2 separate regions of the Homo sapiens genome follow, and region 1 is linked to region 2. A link is a loop called in an ENCODE intact Hi-C map of the cell type or tissue named here. Cell type or tissue: gastrocnemius medialis. All regions are shown on one strand. Each heading gives the region's core, and the rest is flanking DNA. Links, peaks and the distances in the headings are about the cores only.

Evidence for each region. A loop is a pair of places that touch in the nucleus more often than their neighbours do. Peaks named below come from ENCODE experiments on the same cell type or tissue, not always from the same donor. Only the 100,000 strongest peaks of a DNase experiment are listed, where the experiment ranks them.
Region 1: it touches region 2 in a loop (4-fold over the local background); 2 of 110 quality-filtered maps call a loop at or near these places.

What each region holds. Positions count from the first base shown.
Region 1 is chr2:9,002,421-9,005,290 of GRCh38, forward strand. It overlaps MBOAT2 (membrane bound glycerophospholipid O-acyltransferase 2), which reads right to left and starts at 1,264. Exons shown (of 13, transcript NM_138799.4): 1 at 1,120-1,264. The coding sequence starts at 1,194. LOC124907728 (a long non-coding RNA gene) reads left to right here and starts at 1,656. Exons shown (of 2, transcript XR_007086199.1): 1 at 1,656-1,708. RefSeq lists an enhancer at 1-575 and silencers at 340-634, 1,178-1,637. In gastrocnemius medialis, for the core only: no CTCF peak of the experiment used is centred there; a DNase peak (open chromatin) is centred at 1,561; H3K4me3 peaks cover 1,909 bases; H3K27ac peaks cover 369 bases.
Region 2 is chr2:9,205,028-9,207,919 of GRCh38, forward strand. It overlaps ASAP2 (ArfGAP with SH3 domain, ankyrin repeat and PH domain 2), which reads left to right and starts at 1,785. Exons shown (of 28, transcript NM_003887.3): 1 at 1,785-2,203. The coding sequence starts at 2,078. RefSeq lists enhancers at 934-1,866, 1,867-2,797 and silencers at 1,315-1,574, 1,321-1,504. In gastrocnemius medialis, for the core only: a CTCF peak has its summit at 1,305 (motif pointing right); DNase peaks (open chromatin) are centred at 1,354 and 1,694; H3K4me3 peaks cover 1,525 bases; H3K27ac peaks cover 1,611 bases; H3K27me3 peaks cover 88 bases.

The DNA of each region.
Region 1 (2,870 bases), core at 1-2,500, 200 kb before region 2:
AATCCCGTATTGAAGTGAAATCCCTGAAGACTAAATGACAGCAGCACCTTCAAGTTCAAGACAGTGAACCAGTATCCCGTGTGAAGTCCAAACACTTCCAGGTTAAGTACACTTGAAATAACTGTAAGCAAAATTTCCAAAGTTAACTACCTTTAGCCTGGGGCTAGAGCAATCACCTAACTATACACCCCCGCCCCCCAGCCCCCGCCTCATTAACAACTTCCCTAAATCTCACTGTCACAACAAAATACTTCCAAACTTTCTTTTCTCAGTAAAAATGGCGCTGCTTTTCCCATCACAATGCTGTTTATTTCTCAGTAATCGTTAGGCCCTTTAAACCATCAAACTCGATTGGCCTCATTTAAATACCACCCTTCCCTAGACACTGTCAAGAGCTTTTCTGAGGGCTGGGCAAGGAGGTAAAGTGGCTGCATCAATCTACAAGGTTGCCACTTTGTCAGCAAGAATCCTGGGATTAACTCCGACTTTTCTTCATAACCTGTCTGCCTTCCCACAAACTGTTGCCTCTGTCTCTCTTAAGCCACAATCCAACGCAAACTGTCCCCAAAGTGCAGTAGCGCTTAAGCCTCTCCGGGCCCCTAGCACCCATCGACGCCGTCTCTAAGGCACCCAGCACACCCAGACCCATGCATCAGCCTCTCCGGGGGTCGCTCAGAGGCGCGCGCGGGGCAGGCAGCACCACGCCAGGCTCCCCAAAGCGCAGCCTTCCGCACCCTTTCCACAACCCGGTCCATGCGCACCGGGGGCTGCTCCGGGACCCGACCACCGGATCCGAGCGCCGCTGCCGCGAAGGGCAGGGACCGCATGCACACCCGCACGCCCATACGACCACCCTCCCCGGGGGCTGTCGCCGGCAACAACGCCCGGCCCACCTCCCGCTCGGCCCGGGGATGGCGGGCTGGGGGCGCACCCAGGAGGGAGGGGGCTCTGGGACAATAACCGGCTTGTTGCCCCCTCCCTTCCAGGGAGCGGCGGGTAGGGGGGCACCGGGCGCCCGGCCCCAGCCCCCACCCTCCTCCCGGGCCCCCGGTCGGGTGGCACCGCGGCGGGGAGGGGCGGCGAGGGCGCGACGCCCGGCGCCAGGGCGCCTCGGGGTACCTGGTCGATGGGCAGCTGCACGGCGTTGCTGAGGGGCTGCAGCAGGGTGGAGCCCGTGGTGCTGGTGGTGGCCATGGCCGGGCCTCGGCGCTCCGGCCGCCCGCGCCGCTCGCCCGCTCGCGCTGTGCCGGGCGACGACGAGGATGGGGATGCAGCGGCGCGCCCGCCCCTGGGCCGCCCGCGGTCGGAGCTCTGCGCGGGGAAGGCCGGGGAGGGGCCGGGGGCGGTGCCCGGCTCGCACCTCCCCCTCCGCCGCCACCTCCTCCCGCGCCCGCCGCCCCCGACCGCCCTGCACAGGCGCGGCCCGTCCTGCCGTCGCCCCCGTCGTCCCCGCCCCGGCGCCCCAGCCGCATCCCCCGCCCCCGACTTCCAGCAGCTTCCAGCGGCCCCCTCCCCACCTCGCGCGCTCTCGCTCCAGACAGCTGCGCGACCCAATCGCGGCGCGACGCCCTGACGCCCGCAGCCAATCAGAGAGCGCCGGCCGCGCCACGCCCCTCCCCCGTGCCGAGGACCCGGGCGAGGGCGCCGAGGCGCGGCCCGGGCCGTCGCCGGAGAACGGCTGGCCAGCGTCGTGGGGCGCGCTCCTCGGGTGAGAGCATGGAAGAGCGTCTTTGCCCCTCACTCCTCGGTTTCTCCTCCCTGGAATGTCGCGGCCCCCCACCCCTCTCTGGGAGAGACGGCAGACAACAAAGGGGCCCGGGGTGGCGGCCGGAGGGACGATGTGAGGGACGCCGCCGAGCCAGCGCCAGGGGAAGTTGGGGACGAAGGTGGGGGCTGGGAGGACGACAAACCAAAACAGCGACCTGGCTGAGAAGCCCCTTTGTCTGGGAGAGTGCCGGGTGAAAGCCCAAAGCTGAGAGCAGCCCCGGGGTCTGACGCTTTCGTCACCCTGCAGCCGCACCCGGGCCTTTGGGTGGTGAGAGCTGGGCCTGGGTTCGACGCCCGCGGGCGCAGGGAGACCGGCTCCCCTTTGCTGTGTGAAAGTTTAGTTCTTTGTAGCCAGCCGCCCTCGTTGAAGGCCCCACCTTCTTCCTGAGAAAGTTTCTAAGCATCCCTTCACCCCTTGAGCGCAGGCACCCCCAGACTGTTGAAGTCCGCCAGGTTTACATACCCTGGCGGGTCACGTGTATATATAATCCCCCCAACTTCGTAAAAGTAAGCCATTTGAGTTCCTTTAAAATGCAAACGTCAACTTCTGTTCAGAAGACTTTAAAAGAGGAGAAATGCCACAGCAGTTATGAGGACAAATCAAGACTCAAGGATTTGGCAGTTTAACTTTGGTAGAAATAACTAATGTTTACTGAGAGTTTAACCACAGCTTTAATACTTTTGGTATTTAATCCTCACAATAACCGTGTGAAATAGACACTTTTACACACCCTCCTTCAAGGAAGTTGAGTCACAGAAGAGGTAACTTGCCCAGGGGCACACAGCTGGTAAGTAGATTGGAATCCAAGTAAATCTACATTTAGAGCCGACCTTATCACTAGGCCTTCATCTCTCTCACACTTAACACCCATTCCAGAAACTCCCGTCAGCTATCAGTTATACCATTGGGTTGATGACTAGCTTAGAGTCTTGAATAAGAAGGCAGCACAGATAAAAATACACCTGCCTTAGTAATCAGTCTGTGGGCTTACGTTTGTCTCTCTGAAAAGGAGGCAGTGGAACTCATCAGTGCAATCCCGTCTTGCCTAGAATCCTTTCACTGGTCGACTCAATCCTAGTTTGGTGGATTCTCAGCTGAAATG
Region 2 (2,892 bases), core at 301-2,800:
TCCTGTATCTGCAAAATTAAACTAAAAGAAACAAGAACCGGAGTTGTATATAAAGAGAGAACAGAGAATACCAAGCTTAACTTTGTCCTTGTAGAAGTATTGATTAGTCTGGTTAATGCTGTACTAGACATCAAGGAAAAACCCGACTTTCTTTCTTAGATCCCTCATAGCCTCATAGAGACCAGCCCTCTACAAATCAAGACTTGAAAAGTTATTCAGCATATTCCCTCATGTCAAAAACTGTAGCTGGGAAACTAGGTAGGCGGGAACAGAATCTGCCTGGTGTTGGAGAGGATGTATTAATATAAATAATAAACACAAAACATGAATTGTAGAAGGTTGCAAATAGAGGAAAACTTCAGACACCAAAAGGATCAAAAAACATAAAAAGAAACAGATACAATTTTTAAATTGTAACTTGTTGTCTAGTGCAATGATAAAAGCTATCCACGAATACAGCGATTTTAGAAAGTTAAATTTTACATGCAGTGCTACTAAAATACCAAAGGCCATACATAATGTCTGACCCAAGCTGCCACCTCATATAGCAACTTCTTACATGGGGGCTTTAAAAAGATTGTTTGACTGGTCTACTGTCCTGCAGTGTCAGGAGACGGCTTTGTCTGACATATTGAATTTCCAGTGTCTCTCACACTTCCTCCTTTTCAGATGCACAAAAGGTTTTTGTAAAGTTTCTCTTGGTTTTACCGCTGGCAGCTACAGAAACCATGCCACAAGTCTGGTGTAGAGTTATAGGGTGTGATTTTATTTGACTGGTATCTTCAGAGCTTCTGGATTTTTCAGTATAACCGAGAATTTCCTTAAGAGCTGTAAATAAAAATCGGTACCAGTTCGAACCCTTTACTGGCCCGGTTTTGTGTGAGGTTGGCTGGCTGCTGTAGCACGTTCTCCCCCTCCTCCTCCTCCTGCACCCCCTCGGTTCCCTCCTCTGCCTGCGGGAATACCACTTCAGGGCGTTCAGCAGCCTTCCCAGGGTGGGTCCTGGCCTAGTACCCTAAAACTATAACCGAGAATACCTATCATTGGGCAGCCTAGGAAACGCGACTGGGACTTTTAGTAGGGGCCCCTCACCGCTCTGAAGCACTCACACTTGAGTCAGGGAACATGGGTTTGAATCCCCACCCGGCCGTTTATCTTGTGCTCTTGGGCACACTGTGTCCCCTATATAAAATAAGCACCCATCTCTTCATCTGTCTCCTAGGCCTGCGACGATGCAATGACTGCACGCAAAGCGCACATTCACGGTCAGGTCACTTCTGGCGTCCGGCTGTGGTCCCCGCAGGGTGCCCGCCGGCGGAGCGCATCCTCCGGCAGGGGGCGAGCTCCGCACCCCGCTTTCCTCATGGGCCGGCGCGGCCCGCCGTTCAAGTGGGGAGCCCAGAGGTGCTCCGCGCCGTGGGCGGGGGGCGGTTGGCGCGCACAAGGCCGGACTCCGGCGGGGCGCACCTCCACACGCACCCTCGCGGGCAGCGGGTCGGAGTCGGGGCCTCGGGCCGGCTGGGGGCGGGGCATGGGCGCGGCGCGCGGGGCCCGGAACGCCGAGACAATGCGGCGCGCGGCGGCCAGGAACGGCTCGGCGGGCCGGGGCGCGCGCCGCCTTCCTTCCTGCGGGATCCGCTTCCCGGCGGCGCGGCAGCGGCGAGCGCGCCGATTGGCGGCCCGGTCCTCCCGCCGCCCCGCCCCACGCCCGGCCGGCCGCCGCCCCCGGCCCGGACCCGCCCCTCTCCGCGGGAGGCGTCGGGGCCCGCGGCTGGGTGGCGGGTAGTTCCCGCCGGCTGTGCGCGCCCGCCTCGGGGCTCGCTCTGAGAGGACGCGGCGGCAGCGGACTCGGAGCCCTCGGCGCGCAGGCGGGCGGACCGGCCGAGCTGCGCGGGGCTGCGCGCCGCCCCTGCTCCGCCGCCAGGCCCCGCGCGGCTCCCGCGCCCGGCGCTCCCCTTTGTCCGCGGGCCGGAGCGGCGGCGGCAGCGGCGGTGTCCGAGCGGCGGTCGGAGCCTGCTGCGGCAGTTGAGGCGGCGGCGCCCCTGCGGCTGTGCGCCAGCGCCCTCGCGCCGAGGCGATGCCGGACCAGATCTCCGTGTCGGAATTCGTGGCCGAGACCCATGAGGACTACAAGGCGCCCACGGCCTCCAGCTTCACCACCCGCACGGCGCAGTGCCGGAACACTGTGGCGGCCATCGAGGAGGTGAGGCGGCCTGCGCGGCGGCTCCGGCCGCAGGTATCCCGCGCCCCAGCCCCGCCCGCCGCTCCCGCATCCGCATCCCGAGAAAACTTTCTTTGCTCCGAAGCCGGACGCGGCCGGGCCAACCCTGCCCGAGACAGAAGCCCTTTGTTCCCGCCTAGGTGGCTCGGAGGAGATGGGTGATGGCCACCTTGGGCCTCTTTAAGACCTCCCCTCTCTCGGCCTCGTGGCCCTCGCGGGGTTCCGCGGCCTGGTCTTTTCCCCGCAGCGCGGCCAACTTTGTCCAGAGTCGGGGTCCGCGGCGAGCGGGGGATCCCGCTGCCCGCCGCCGCCCGCCGCCGCCCGGGGTCTTTGGTACCCGGTGCGGACCTTATCAACTTGTTCTTGAAGTGGACCGGCGGGGGCAGCTCCGCGCTCCGAGCTCCCCGCCGCAGCCCCCGAGCGCCGCAGGGCCCCCACCCTCGGGTCCGCGGGTCCGGGGCATCCCGGGCTGCCCGGGAAGGCGTGCCCGCCTCAGCCAGGGCGGCCTGGCTGCGCTCCACCCGTGCCCGGAGAAGGAACTGCGGGCAAGGTGTGTGAGAGTCGGCGCTTCTGGGTCCAAGAAGCCTCCAGGAGCCGCTCCCCGGTTACCTGGGTCTCACCTGCTTGAACCCGGAATGCCGCCCTTCCCCCTCAACCTGGAAAAGGCCTGG